Regions from separate parts of the Mus musculus genome. Here region 1 is linked to region 2. The links are chromatin loops, found by intact Hi-C in ENCODE. Cell type or tissue: left cerebral cortex. All regions are shown on one strand.

Region 1 (8,000 bases), 470 kb before region 2:
ATAAATTATTCAGAGATACAAGGAAGTATCTTAAAGATCTTTCAGATTGTTGTTTTTCTTAAAATAGGCGGAAAGAAAGGAAAAAAAAATACTGTTAAATCTGAAAGGGAATTTTACATCCTCATTCTGGTGCCAAGTGAAATGCATGTTGTAAAGGTATTTAGGATTACACATGCTTACATTTTAATTAGTGGCAGGCACTTCAAATTTTAATCATAATTAAAGAATCATTAAGTTCATGCTCTTGAAAATAGGTTAATAATGTTGACACCGGAGCTTATAGTCTAGGAATTACTAAAATAATCTCAAAGTCACATAGATCCAATCTGTAAGAGTTATCACTGGAATACTTGAAGGAATAAAATAATTCCTGGACAAGCCAGGTTTGATGTGGAGGAATGCAGTGTGTAGAGTGCAGCGAAGCTTTGAGGTGTGAGCTTTTGTGGATGAGTGCTGAAGAACAGGAGTGCAGGGGAAGCCTGGGCAAGCTGTGAAAAGCCAGTGTATTTGAGCACAGAAGACATAAAAGGCCGTGTCAAATCGTCAACAATGTATAGGAGGACATTCTGTTTGTCTGATGTTAGGATTGCCGCTACTAATGGCTTCTAGCCATTCAAGACGGCCAGCCCAAGGCACTGAGTCCACTCAGAGACTTCCAAACTTTTTTCAAAAATTGCCTCTGATATTGAGGGTTATCCTTCTAAGGTTAGTTACAAAGGACTCAGCAGAGAGGATGCTGTAGTTATATACGTGTGAAAAAGTCACAATAAACTGTGTATATTATTCAAAGTTATATATGTGTAGATCAAAGTTCCCTATGTATAATATTTATTATTATGTATATGTGAAACTTGAGTTCAGATCCCAGCACCCACATGAAAACTAAACTTGACAGCATGCACCTATAACCTACGCACCAGTGCAGGGGGTATGAAGACAGATCCTGGAGGCATGTTAAAAGCCAACATAGCTAAAACTAGAGATTGACTGAGAGTCCTTATCTCAAAAAATAAAGGAGATGGTCAATGAAGACTCTTGGCATTGACCCCTATCCTCTACCTGCACACACGCAGACACACACAAAGTGCAATTTAAAACTACACTGCTTCATAAACTGTAGAAACAGTTGGACAACTATGTAAAGACTTTATCATTGATATGCAGCTGCGGTTTTGCTTCCTCGTGGACTGACAGGACAAACTCCATCTTCCTAGTTATTCGGCTATGTAGTATAGTAGGTTTTTCCAGGGCCCATAACCTTCACTGGGAAAAAGATAACGAGAATCATCATAATTCAGAGCACAGCTCTTCTCTGTACCTAAACCCTCTATCAAATGCTCCACGGACTTCACAGTGGTGTCATCTTTGGCACTCTTCAGCTCACTGAACAGCCAGTACTGTACTACGTCCATAAATTCCCTTCATGGGCCAAGCTATGTTTGTGTCTAGGTAGAAGGAGTGCATTAGTTGGGGGCATTCTCGACGTATATTTGATGGGCACCATGTGGGTGATTAGCTTACTTGTTATATAGGCAGAGAACGGTGATCATATGCCACCCACCAGCTAAAGAGAGCAGGTGAAAAATTTAGTCTGAATCCATAGACCTGGAAATGTTTGGTGATGATTCTTAGTGGAAGGTCAAAGACCTGAGAAGCACTGTAGGTTGGCGTATATCTTAGGATCCACATGCCTGGTCATCTGGAGCTTTGATGTCTGAGGCCAGGAAAACGCACATGTCGAGAATGTTCCAGAAGCAAAAGAATTTACCCTTCTCCCCGTACTCTGCCTAACTCTGGCCCTCCACAGACTAAACAATAACTAATTCTGCCATGACTGTGACTCTTTGCCAGGTCCACTGCTCCAGGTGCAAACACATTCTACAAACACACACGCACATGCCTTTCTCCTGAATGTCCCTGAAGGAGTGAGGTTGACAGAGCCAACTTCGCCATCCCTGAGAGGATATAAATGTATTCATTGGTACGCAGATCTCTAGTCTTATGGATAAAGATACAGCAGATGTTTCAGTGTTTCTCTCAGAGGTGCTGCCAGGGTCTGACTCCCTCCTCAGGAACACAGGATCTCACATGATGCCACATCTCATGTACCTATCAGGTAAGCAGCCAAGTGACTGAATCCCACCCACTCCCACTCCTGGTCTCATAAGGGTTAGCACTTAGAACATGACCCGCAATAAGGAGAGTCATTATCCTTTCTGGTACCTGCTTCCATCTTTCCTCTTCCTTGTAAAAACAGGCTACAGAACCCTCTGTTTAAACTGCTTGTTGACATGCCTTAGGGTTTCTATGGCTGTGTTGAAACACCAGGATGAAAAAGCAAGTTGAGAAAGAAAGGGTTTATTCAGCTTACACTCCCACATTGTTGTTCATCATCAAAAAGAAGTCAGGACAGGAACTCAAGCAGGGCTGGAACCAGGAGGCAGGAGCTGATGCAGAGGCCATGAAAGGGTGCTGCTTCCTGTGTTGTTCCCCACCTTTTGCTCAACATGCTTCTCTTGCTCAGCATGCTTTCTTCTAGAACTCAGGACTACCAGGCCAAGGATGGCATCACCCATCATGGGCTGAGCCCTCTTGCATTGATTCCTAGTTGAGAAAATACCCTACAGCTGGATCCATGACTCTTGGTATACAACTTGGCATTTTTCCCCATTTATAGTAAAAATAATTCCATGCTACACCATTAATTCTTTGTAATAAATCTGACTAATTTAATGTCACCTGTTGAGAGAATGTTGCTTCTCTTTTCCTCAACTAAGCAGTAATCACACACACACACACACACACACACACACACACACACATACACATGATTCTTCTGAAATTTTCTCCAAAAGATTTTTATCACTTACACACTCACAAACTCTGTATATGTTATCTGTGAAAGAGTATGCTCAGTCCAAATGGATGCTACTTTTCTATTTACATTGGGCATTATGGCAGAAGTATACTGCCTGTATTTCTATTTGCCAAACACATTCGGCTGGCATGATGCTAGTCCAAGGACTAGCAAGGCTCAAGTGGGGTGAAATGTAAGAATCATGAGATCAAAACCATCCTGGGCTACATACAGAGACCCTGGCTCAAAGTCACATCTTTGAAGACTCAGCCTAAGTATTACAGGACCTTCACTGAGTGTCCCCCTAAACTATGCAGACAATGTGTCCTACAGGCTCTCATTAGATTAAACTTACATGATTTTGGATTACCGTTATTATTAATATATTCTTAACTCTGGCTCTGAGTTGAGAGCACAGCCAGAGTCTATGCCCAGTTTAGCTTTATATCACCCCAGGCCCTAACTAGAGTGACTTTTACACAGTCAAAAGATGGTGACTTGTAACATGCACAAATAAGTGGGGGGAATGAATGGAATTCTATAGCAAATGAGTAATATTTTACAAAGAAAATGTTGCATCTGCTTGTTGTATTCTGAATAGTCTCTAAAAAAAACTGAATATTTAAAAGTCTTATCAAATCAGAAGAAAATCCCATAAAAACCATTCTGTATTCTATATGTCAAACTTTGAGGAGAACCATATTTCAACCCCGGCGTAATTATTTTATTCTGTGTTCTCTACAGCATCAGAAACCCTGGATAAGAATCACCATATGTCTTCAGACTTATGAAAATTCATTAATGTGCTTCTGGGTCCCCATTTCCTATTCTACAAAACAAATGGGATACTAACAGCTTTACTCTACAGGGTGGTTCTTTATTTTTATTAGAGATGTATACTAGGCACCTCCCGTGACTGAGACAGGGGGGCCGTGAATGTGCCTTCTTGCAGGAATCCTGTGAGACCCTATGTGTGAGCAGGAGATTAGAATAATAAGCTGATGAGTACTGCCCTCCACTTATGGCAGTCTACTCTGCTACTGATAAACTCAGTATTGAGTGTGTGTACTCTGTTGAAATGCTTCATTCCATTAGAAGGACAGCTTCCTGTGTAGTAGGCAACATTTTCATCTACAATATCAATTTTGACTAGATCCATAAATGCTTTAGGTTCAAGGTAGAGATATTCATACAATTTATTTATGTTATCCCCATTAATTTTTATTAACTTGTTCATACTTTTAAAGACTTTTTTTAAAAACAATTCAAGAATGATGATGCTTTGAAGCCAAGTGTGGCATCTCACACCACGTAAGAGGATCACAAGTTTGAGGCCAGCCTACACTACCATGTGATACCATGTCTCAAAAATAAATACATAAAATAAAACAAATAATTAAATAATAAAACCGAGAATGCTTAATGGTATTAACATTTCCTTCTCCGCATGTTGAACATCTCATTGTCTGTTTCGAAACTATCATTGATAGAGACAGCAGATTCCATCAGTAAATAGAATAGTAAATAGTAAGGTCTTAGAGTTATATACACCCATTTGCTAGAGAAATCCTTTTGCTCCTGCGGTTCTCAGGAGAAGGGAGAAATGAAGCCGCTTTGCTCTACTCTGTTGACCTGTGAGTTTGAATCAGTGCAGTATCGGTGCCCAAATCTGAACTGTAAAATGAATCTGTTGGGATTAAGGGTTTAGCTGTTGCATGGCTAAATGGGTCAAGCTCTCTTAACTGATGGATTAAACCCATGCCACCCAAAAGAGGGAGAGTTTAGAACTGAACAAACCTGCCAGCTTTCAGTATTTCTACTAGATCACATTTCCCCCCACCCCCCACCCTCCACAAGACTCTCAGCCTCTCAAGTTTTAGAAGGGAAATAAAAAAATAAATCCACACCTCCAACTCCTTTTCTGAGCCAGCCTTATTAAAGAAAAGTGAGCGCTCGCTCTCCAAGCATCTAGCCTAAGAAGGCACAGCTGTATTTGGGAGCTAAAGTTGGAAAAGTAGAGCTGTGAACAACCATCTACTTTTAACTATACGAGTATTTATTCCAACTTCTGTGAATACAATGAGATAGACTCTGCTTTTTGGAAGAATACAACATTCTTCACTTGCCAAATATTATTCACAAGACTAGAGTGTCCCTATTAACACATATAGGACATATTATGGGATACATCAATAGAAAGAAAACCAATTCCTTGTAACCTTAAGAACAATGAAATGTTTAGCCATGCTGGCGAGGCAATGCAGGAAGTCCAAATTTATGCTCATTCAATTTTAGTAGTTTCTTCATAGACCTAGAACACGTATTACTTTTTTTTTTTTTATCATTTGAAGTAAAAAGCCCAAGAAGTCACCCAGCTCTTAGTGACAATATTCTCAATTCTCTATCAATTTGCTTACTGTAAAAACCCAGTTATATGTAACCAGCACTGCCAACTTAAAAACAAACAAAGAAAACATAACCCTGAATGGTCTTGGGAAATTTACTTTTGTAAAAATGTTCCCCTCAAGAAAACCAAATTTGCTGTGGGCTATGATGTCCTACGGCTCCTGTCTCCTCTCGATAACATAAAGGGAATGTAGAGATGAAGGCAGATTTTCTGTTTAATTTCCACAGAGTGTATGTTCTCCGGCATGAACTTGTATCACTGCCTGATGCAATAATCAGTCAGTGTGCAGTGGGGGAGTGATGGTGTAAGAGAGGAGGAACCACCCTAAAAGGTCTATTATCCTGTCAACATGTACACAGAACTCTCATTAATGTTAATTAGATTTACCACCATCACCCCCCAGTACAAGAGGAGACTAGACCTCAAACAGCAAGTTCCAAAAAGAAAAGAAAAGAAAAAGAAAAGAAAAGAAAAGAAAAGAAAAGAAAAGAAAAGAAAAGAAAAGAAAGAACTATCCAGCAATGCAAAACACAGGGGAAAAAATTTAGAAATCATCCCTGCCTCCAAGCAACCTGAAGTTGTGTAAAGACATTTATATGGCCATTAACCCAAGCAGAAATTGAACTTGTCAGCATCGCACACAGTATGGATATAAGGATAACTATTCAAGAACAATTCCTCAAATGAACTAAGTACAAGCTGGGTTTCCTTCTAGACATTGGATGTAGTCCATCATCTTTTTTAACGGAATGGCAGAGAATGGCTTAGTTAAATAGACCCTTGATTCATGCTTGCCTTTGAGATAGAAGAGAAGAGATAAACAGAAAGACCGGATACCCTAGATCTATGGCCTTTCGCTAAAACCGGGACATTTAGGTCAGCTTTTTCTTTCCTCTTCCTCACGTAGCCCATTTCCCATCCACCACAAATGTCCTGATGTATTTCCTTTCAATGAAAGCTTCTCTTCATCTCTGTCTATATCCAACTCAACATATGTGTCGCCCTGGTTGCTGTGATCACCCTGAGTTGGACCCTATCCCTTTACATGGAGACACTGATGCCACTTTTACTATGACACTCAATGCCTTGATTCTCTACTATTCCCCCCGAGGGAAAGTTGGATATTGCTGTCAAGATGCAGCCATCCTTACCCATGTTTTGTGACCTCATCCCTTCCGGTACTCTTCCCAGCCGGCCAAGCATCCCTGCTTCTGGGATGTCCCATTGAAATGCTGGTTGCATTCATCAGCCTTTTGTTGCTATAGCAAGAACACCAAAGTAAGCAATGTTAAAGGGGAGATACGTTGCTTTGGCTCACAGTTCTGGAGTCTTCAGGCCAAGATCTGTTGAATCCACTGCTCCTAGATCCAAGAAGGGGCAGCCTGTGTCACTGAGATGATATAATGAAGGAGGTTGTTTACCTCATAGTAGTTGGGAAGCAGAGTGACTAAGAGGTAAGGGTCAAGGATGAGTTGTGTGCCCTTTAGCATCACACCACCTATGAACTACTTTCCCCAAAAAGGACCTACCAATGGATTTCAACAACCTCCTTCCCCTGCCACCAAGTTATCAATACATTTGTGGATTAGTCATTGATTAGGCTGATGACTGAGCCCACATCCAATCAAATGGCAACCAAACCAATATTACATGAGCCTTCAGGGGGACAGTATCTATCCACTCCCACTAAGTGACCTCTGACTCCAGGTATTTCCACCCACCAGCCACTCCTCAGATCTCACTTTCTTTGCACCTGTACATAGGTCTATCTCCCCAGAGATCCCTCTCCTAACCATTGTCATTGGCATAACACCCCCACCCCACTTCTTGTTTTCCCGTTGTATTTCTCTGCCACATCTCACTCTGTGACGTATAACAATATGGCAATTATACATGTATTAAGGCCTCTGTCTGCAGCTGTCTACCCTAGAGGAAGATAAGCTCCCTCAGGCACTGTATCAGGGTCTCTGCTGTTGGACTAACATAATACCCTGAACCATAGCCCAAACACGGTACATCTTTTCAACACATGAAACAAAATGTTGTTATGTTTATGGGAGAGACACTGTATTTGTGCTAAGTCATCAATAGTCAATAAACCCAGATAATAAACCCATCTCTGTAAGATAATAAGAAATTTTGTAAAAAGATACAGCCATGTGTTAGCTTCTAGCACCACCTTGCCAGACTTCTTTATTCCCCTCTCACTTTGGAATAGCTTTAACATAACCTGGATGAAGCAGTTAGTTGCTAAAGTGCATGAAAGGCTGGGATTAAGCCTCGGCACTGAGAAACAGCGTTCCTTATGCCCACAGCATCTTGGATTTTTAAATGCTGTCTTTAAAGCACGTACTTTTTTCCCCACATCCATCTTAATTTAGTATAATAAAAACTTATATAGACTGTGATCCCTTTTTTTGGTTCTTATTTTTGGTTTTATCCTTGGCTCTTTCTCAGAATCAAGCTAGCCATAAGAACGGAACCGGTATCTTCCATATCATAATCAAAACTGCTAGGAAAAGCAGCTCGAGCTCGGGTATACTAAATTATGCAACCTCCTGGTTTTGTATGTGTGACACGCTGACAGAGGTTGACACTTAGTGGGTTAGTACCATGTAGTTGTCAGTTGGCATTAAGACTTGTGGTCCATTCTGCAGTCAAAATAAAGGACGGATGGCAAAGTCCATATCTGGAATCTACACTGAAGCCCTATGGCAGCCTTAAGCGCTGGTTTCC
Region 2 (8,000 bases):
TCAAAATATCGTCGGAAGTCAGTGTGCTCAGAGCTCAGAGGTGGGCCACTGTGCTGGGCTTCAGTGTAGACGCTATTGATGCAGTCTTCCTTTCCGTTCCTTTCTTTGGTAGTGAGTCCATTCTGTCAACAGCATGGGATATTTATTGGGAACTCTATACCAATGGTAGATTGTGATACCTGTTTTTCTGAATTTCAACCAGTGATTTTTTCCCCAACATGGGTGTTAAGAATTCATGGTTTCTTAAAATCGCTAAAGATGATCACCAACAATAGAATTAGCTTTGTAGTGTATAAATGTCCCACTCTAATTTAGGACTTTTCTCACTGTCATAAATTACTATTAATCACACCCTAATCCAACTGTACTTTTTCTGGTCGGAGACTTTCTAATTCGAGGCATCCTTCTGAAACCCTGCCAGAAAGTCTTTGACCCAGACTTATCCAACCTCCCCTGCGGAATACAGACCCCCTGATGGTGTGATTATTTAACATGGACGCCCGCCTGCCCCTGAGAGCCTTTCTGCTTATCCAGTCTGCTTACGTCATCTGAACCAAACCAGCCTTACTGTAGTTAAAATGACATGGGGATCTATTGACCTAGTGGGTAATATTATGAAATTAATACTCCAGCTTACTTCACCTTCATCTTTGAAGTTCATTTGAATGATCACACTGCACAAACTTTTTTTTTTTTTTCTGTTGAAAATCTCACAAAGGTCCTGGCCAGAAATAACAACAGTTCTGGGGGCTTCACAGTGGTTTGCATTTTGAAGTCAAATTACCATGTGCGATGGACTCCAAAGTGGCTGGATTGTCTGGTGTCAGAGTCTCCGTGGGGAGGTGTGCATCAGAGGTCATGAACCCTGGTTTGTCAAAGCCTCTAGCCATCGTCAGTTAGTTTAGCATCAATAGATGTCCTTATTTCTGCCATCCAATAATTCGGGTGGACCTGGTTCCGTCTGTTCCAGTTTTCCTAAGAGAAAGATGACACCAGAAGTCTATAGACACTCAGAAGCTCAAAGCCCTCAGAATAAGACAAACAACAGGACCCCTCCGTACCCAGAAGTTTCTGCGTCCACTTGTTAATTTTCCTGCTGAAATTGCTTCTAGCAAGACTCTAAGTGTACTTTAGTTTTTACAAATTGGTACAGACCCTCTTTAGGAATTTTTCTTTTAAAAAAAATTGTCACAGTTGTTCCCTGACCCCCACCACCGCCCCTTGCCAAGAACATTTAAATAATGGAGACACATTATTTTTTTTCCCCAAGTTTTAACTAGCTTGGCTCTTTGTGGAACTAAGGAAGTCTTTTCGGTTAAAACTACCTAAGGTGTTTTGGGCACATAGTAGTCATTTAATTAGTGTGAGTGGAATTAAAGTACAGATGCTCTGAAGAAGGAAAAAAGCTAGCTTGTACACTGGTCTCCTCTCTTCGTTTCTCCGCATCCATTTTCTTTCAAACAACCATTAAATCGGACACTCACCCCATTACTGTTCTAGAAATTATCATCCTTTAGCTCACAAACTGCTTCTGCCTGCCAATTCCAAGAGCTTCCATCATCCTAAATATTAATCTGCAACGAGGATTCTTATTAAGTATCACCGAACTGTGCCCAGGCCCAGATCCTGAAGGCTGTCCTGCTGGACGTGTCATGTGTGCTGTTCATCCTCTTCAGTTTCCTAGAGGTCGCCCTCTGTCCCACTAGCCCTGACCTCTTCTACGGGGTGGTCTTCCACAGGGTGCTCTTCGTTATCGTCTTCGGAAATCCCCAAGATTCAAGCTGAGCATGTGGCTTCCTCTGCTCACTCACACACTGCCTCTAGATCTCAGGCATGATGGTAACGCACCTGGACGGAGCTGTGACTCTCTGCTGCAGAACTCCGTCACCCCTTCCCACCTCTGAATAGACAGTGGTGAGATGCTCGCCTTGGATTTTCTCTCACTTGACCTTTTGTCCTTCCACCAAACTTTATTCTTTTCTCGGGGCCCCTAACTCTGGCAGAGGCTCTGAGACTTTGTGGTTCTTGGCTAGCTCCACCCTTTATAGTCAAGAGATGTTTAGAAGGGAGCCAGTAAAAGGATGAAAGAGATTTTTAAAAAAACTGATGTGTGAGGTAAAATAATAATAACTTTTGAGTTTATCATGACAATGGATTTTAAGGGAAGATTAAAGAATAATCACCTTCAAGAAGATGAAATGTCCTTATTGAGAAAATGGCAGCCAACTGTTCATCACTGATACTTGATGCTAGTGAAGGCATTGTCTATAAGTGGTGGCTTTAGAGGGATACTCTCAAAACAGTGAATAAGCACTGTTATATACTACTTGGACGGATATGGCATAGTTATATTACTGGGATGGATATGGTATAGTACAAGTACCAAAAGATAAACAACAAAATTCATTAGGACACAGTGTCAATATTCATGGACTATATTTGGAAGAGATCTGCAGGTCAGTCTAGATCATGTAATATGTTTATATCCAATGTGGTAATCTTGTGATTTTATGACAAAAACATATGTATTATGGAGTTTACAATAATGACTTGAACTACCAATAGCGGTAAGTTCCATTAGGTCACAACTTCTATTGTCAAAATGCATGTCACCTCATTGGTGTATGTGAGTGGGGTTGTAGTGGCAGGGAGGAGGGAGAGAGACACAATAGCTATGTCATCATAGTCTCATAAGTACAATTACCTCATCATAGTCTAATAAAGGCAAATATCTGGACTACTTCATTTAACAAGGTGTGTCTCTAGTCTGGACTATTTGTTTCTAGTGACCCATCCATCTACACAGCACCTACTTACTGCCTACTTAGTTTGTACCTGTTGCGGAGTCTGCAGAGGAATCATGCAGTTGCCATTTCCCTTACCCAACAGTCTCTGTCTCCGTGAAATGTTTATGGTCAGAAAGGAGTTAGGGGCAAGAAGACAGGCAGCAGAATATGGTGTGAAGATGGATAGAAAAAGATATTCGCTCAACTCAATGGGGGCACACAGCCAGACCCTTCAGCTGGTCCTGGCCAATCAGGAAATTCCTTTATGTCACATTATGACCAAGCTGTGATTGGCCGGGTGAAAAGCAGCCTTGCCAAGCATTTAGCAAAGTGAAGTATAAAAAGAAATCTACACATACTTTATGTTCACAATTCAAGAGAACTCATTAAAAACATATTTCATGTACCCGATTCATGAAAATACCACAAGCCAACACGTTGCTGATTATCTACATGTGTTTTCCGAAGTAGATGCAGAAATGATTGATACTGCTGATCGTGTGGAAAATTTTTTTTGACATTATAAAATTTAAAAGGTAAATGTCAAAATTTATATGACTTCCGTGTTGTGTTCAGTACATGGAGGAAGGAACCGACTGGCACCTGGGTCTGGTACCAGAACAGACAAACCCTCTGATGACACTCCATCGCCATTTCTCACAAATAAGTAGCTCTTAGTTTTCTGAGACAAAGAAAGATACATACAGTGCCTTACGTGAATTCACAGGCATGCTACCTAGTTTTTCTTTCTTTCTTTTTTTTTTTTTTTGACATGAACTGCAGTGGTCCTAAGGCCAGTGTTTTGTGGCATGGGAAAGGGAGTGGCTGAGAATAAACAGTCCAGATTGAGGGCATTGCTGCTCGACCGGAGTCGCTTAGTTAACGTTTATTTATCACATCGGTATTTATGAAACTTGAACTGTCAGAGAATACATACAAATATGCCTCCAGGAGGTATTCCTATCTGCAAGACCTGAAATTTTAGGTGAGCCCCAGTAGGCTGCTCCGCTTGAATAGACAGACAGTGCCATCCCTGGGTGGGCCTGGGAATTAGTATTGCTGCCTGCACTCATGTGCTAGAGATGAACAGTGTGTTCCTTCCGCCTCTCCTCTTCCTCCCCACTGCACTTCCAGAGGCCGGTAGTTCACAGATGTTATAAGGTTCTATACGCCTTGGAACTGGAGACTCCCTTTTAATGTTGCCTTTGGGAGGTGTTTGGCTTGATCCCTTAGCTCTTGCTATATATTCAGTACCTGGCATCCCTTCCCCTGAAAACTCTTGCTGGCCATCTTAGTTTTGAAAGTCTGCCCTCCAGCCCTGTCTAGCTTCCCACCAGGTTGGAATGATCTCCTTGCTCACCCTGGTCTCTCTCCAGCTTGGAAGTTTGCCAGTAAGGAAGCAGGCGGTCACCAAGCCTCTTGGATCCAGCGGCTTGCTTGCTTGCCCCCTGCAAGGAATCCAGACTTCATCACATCCACCTGGTCCCTGCTTCCTCCTCTTCCCTTGTCTGTCCAGATTGGTTAGGGCCCAGCAGGCTCCTGCCCAAGGTCACCCGAATGGGGCCAGAAATAAGGATGAGTTCTTTTGGTACACACCGGCTTGATTGCAAAGCAAAGAGCTTCAGTTCTTTATCACATACTTGACTGACTTTTCTTTCTTTTGGTGAAAAAAAAAATCAATGGCTTTGAAAACAAAGAAAAGAAACTTGCATTTTAGGAATCATTTTCACATGTGGCTGTTTTCATTTAGTTTTAAAATAAATATGAATATTTGGGGGTGAAGAATCACCTAGATTTTATTTCTTTAGATTCATTACAGACACCCATGAAAAATTATGAGCTGGCCTTTCTTGCAAGGCTGTTTTCAAGTCCTTATATCTATTGTGGATATGAACCTTGAATGTGATGAGAAAATAGGACCAGAAATATGATTTTAAAATAGATTTTTCATCAACTAATACTAGAGACGCTGTGGTTGTTAGGAAATTATGTGTGCTACTGACCAGAAAAAAAATGTTTGGCAAAACTTTCAATAAAATCTAAAATTTTATGCAGAGTGTGTGACCAGAGTAATTGTGCAATTATTAGGTACCAGTTGATATCAGCACAATTACTATACACCAATTGATATCAGTATACTAGAATCTTGGTAACAGTTTCTTTGACATTCTTTTTTTTTTAAAGGAACAGCGCTTTTAAGTGAAATTACAATTGTTAGCAGAGACCTTCTAATTGGCAGACACATGCCATCCTTCACATGATAATTTCTAAATCAAGTATTTAGGAATGCTTTGTGATCATTTTATTCTGCTACAAAATTTCCAGTTTGCAAACAATACTAATATTGGTATACCCTCCTGAAGTATTTTCAAAACAGGAGGAATTAAGGTATTTGGCCTTTTGTTCCTTCATCTATGATCTACATCCTTTGTAAACTGGGGCATCGTGGTTCCCAGTAGGTGATATACCTTGCTTGATAAATTTGGCTTAGACAGTGAACAACACATTTGAAACCAGTTTAATTATTGAGCCAAGTCTCTGAAAGGACTGTGTGACTCAGGAGCCCTCTCATTGAGACATAGCCTAAGCCTGGCACCCTGTAAATAGGTGGGTACAGTCTTAGCCCCTTTAGTTTCCAGTACCTCGTCTATAAAGTGGAACACTACTGCTGGCTACTTAAAGGGGCTTAGAGAATTTAAGTAGTAGGTGTTAGCTCAGGGCATAGCACTTGCCAATCATGCTAGTGACTTGGTTTGATATCCAGGACAAAAACAGAATAAAGAAAAAGAAAGATACACACCAAAATGCTCAATATATTATGCTGTCCTGGCATGAGATGTTCTATGGTAGTGTTAGCTTCACATGGTCATATATGAATATTGCTGTGTTTGAGATTGATTTTGTGTTAGCATCTCTGACAGTCTGGTTCCAGTGCTTAATAATTATCCGGGAATGTAAATATCTTGGTTTCAGTTGCGTTCTGGTTCTGATTCTTCAAGGCTGTAGGCTTTGTAGGGAGAGGCCAGAAGCACTGTGACTATGAAGCAAGGTCAGCACCAGTTGGAGGTAACAGCTCATTCATGGGCCCATTTTTAAAACAAAAACAAAAACAAAAAAAAAAAACCCCAATCTGCTTTGATTTGGTTTGGTTCATGCATTTTTAAAAATCTTCCTTGTGGTGTGCAGTCATTAGTGTTTTATGCCTAAAGAACTGAATTCAGTTATAAGTAAGATTCATTTAATATTGCAAGTATGATTCCATGTGGTTATTCATTCGCAACATAAAATAGCCACATGGTTCAACATATTTAATAGTTTCTGCTTGTGCAACTGTAGGGAATTCTGCAGATCCTCTGTAAGAACTACTTTGGTTGTGAAGGCAGTATCCATAATGCTAATTAATCCCAGCATCATCAATATGGCCAGTGATGATAGAAGAAAACAGGAACTGAATGTGTGCCTTATGTCTGCACACTGCCCTGTGTGACCCTTTGGTGGACTCCCAAAAAAAGATGGCAGTGAGTGACTGCGTGGATGGGTGTGGTCGCAATCCCATGGTTTTCCTTGGAAAATGTATGGAGACCCCATCCTTCATATGTCAGCAAAGGAAACAACTTAAAAACATCTCTTCCTAGGTCTCTTCTGTCCCTACCCAGGCTCTGTGAAAGTCAGCCCTTGATAATTCTTAAGGGATGTTGTCTTTGTCTCATTTGGAATAATCACTTTTTGTATTCAGAAAAACTAGACACATACGTAGCGTACTTCCAATATAATGCTACATTAAAAACATTTGCCTAACCTGGATCTGATATTTATAAATGGGCATTGCTCAATTAGCATTTTAAATTGGAATTTTAATAAATGCTATCAATCAGTGACCAATTTGCATAGCATTTATCTGGGGAAATGAGCGTGCCAAATATCGGTCTTCTTAAGATTCATCTTGCCCCAAACTGTGATTTATTTAAGCTCTTCAAACCATTCATTCTTCCATTAAAGAGTCCGTCCATCTTCCTGTGTTCTCCCGTTCTGATCCAGATCTGCAAATCCGTGGTCATCAGAATCAAGAGATACATTTCCCAAGGACAGACGAGTCCTTGGGTCTTAGCAATTTCCAACTCTGCAATGTTCTGCCTATTTAATTTCTCTAAGACTCCAAGAACAGCTTCTTCATGCTCTGTTTTCAGGTTATATAGTGTGTACTTGCAATGTCTTGGGGCTATCCACCCAGAGAAGAGTCAAGCATTGGAGAATCTGTGAAATGATTCTTTCAAAACAGTTGATTCAGGGAGGTATTTGCTTAAGAGCTTTGAATTTTTTTTTTGTGCCCTAAAAAAAATATCTATTGTTCTCTTTTTTGACCCAATTTTACTAAAGAGAATTTCAAAACCTTGAAATAACTTCAAATTTTAGATTGTCAAAGGAACGTCTAAATTTTAAATAATTGCTATTTTAAAGTAACTTCTATGATATCTTAATAATGCCAATTAAAGGTCCCAAATCGATCCCTCCCCGCACAGTCTGGAATAGGATGCGTTTGGTGAATCGTGGTTTTTAGAAGGGCCTCCTTCGTTATGAAAGAACAGTAAGAGGCAGATAATTTGCTTAAATATGGAGTGGCAACTGCTATTTCTCGGTGTGCTGATGGATGTCTGAGAAGGTCATGGAGATTGAGAAGAGGAAGTCTGCAGAGAAAGGGATGCCTTCGTAACCTTGGACCCTTAGATGTCAGGACTATCAAAGCCAAAAAAGGACAAACATGGTTATCGTGGAATCCTGAGGATATGGAAAATGATTGTCCTTCCCCAAAAGAAGGGGGGAGTGGAAGTACGTGGATTCTTGAAAAATACAGGGATGAAATGATAGTTTATCTCCTACAGTATCATCTTTTGGGGTGTGTGAGTCTAAAGTGAGTTAAAATGAAAAATGAAAAATGGTAACAATATATTGATTAAAATGAATGAAAAAATATGTACATATGTATGTATCTTTTATAACTGTAAAAAAAAAAAACCCGCTGGTAAATCTAAAAATCCTTGAACAGCCATTCTCAGAGTACTGGAAGTGGTGTCTGAAGGGGGAGGTAGAATGTTCTAGAAGAAAGAGAAATTAAAAGGCAGGACGTTGGAATGGAGGGATTGAAAAATATGATAAAAGTGGAGCCCGAGGAGAGGAAGGGACAGTTTGGGGAATAAAAAAAAAATTGAGCGCAGT

What was found. Peaks named below come from ENCODE experiments on the same cell type or tissue, not always from the same donor. Only the 100,000 strongest peaks of a DNase experiment are listed, where the experiment ranks them.
Region 1: a loop joins it to region 2, with 2.6 times the contacts of the local background. A loop is called at or near these places in 4 of 42 quality-filtered maps.

The regions. Positions count from the first base shown.
Region 1 is chr8:49,022,964-49,030,963 of GRCm38, reverse strand. It overlaps a transcript of Tenm3 not described here. Among named protein-coding and RNA genes, the nearest start is that of Gm25830, 68 kb to the right of the region's middle. In left cerebral cortex, no CTCF peak of the experiment used is centred here; a DNase peak (open chromatin) is centred at 4,797.
Region 2 is chr8:48,556,249-48,564,248 of GRCm38, reverse strand. The region is part of intron 2 of Tenm3 (teneurin transmembrane protein 3); the gene reads left to right. Among named protein-coding and RNA genes, the nearest start is that of Gm39178, 100 kb to the left of the region's middle. In left cerebral cortex, a CTCF peak has its summit at 3,812; a DNase peak (open chromatin) is centred at 3,834; H3K4me3 peaks cover 167 bases; H3K27ac peaks cover 187 bases.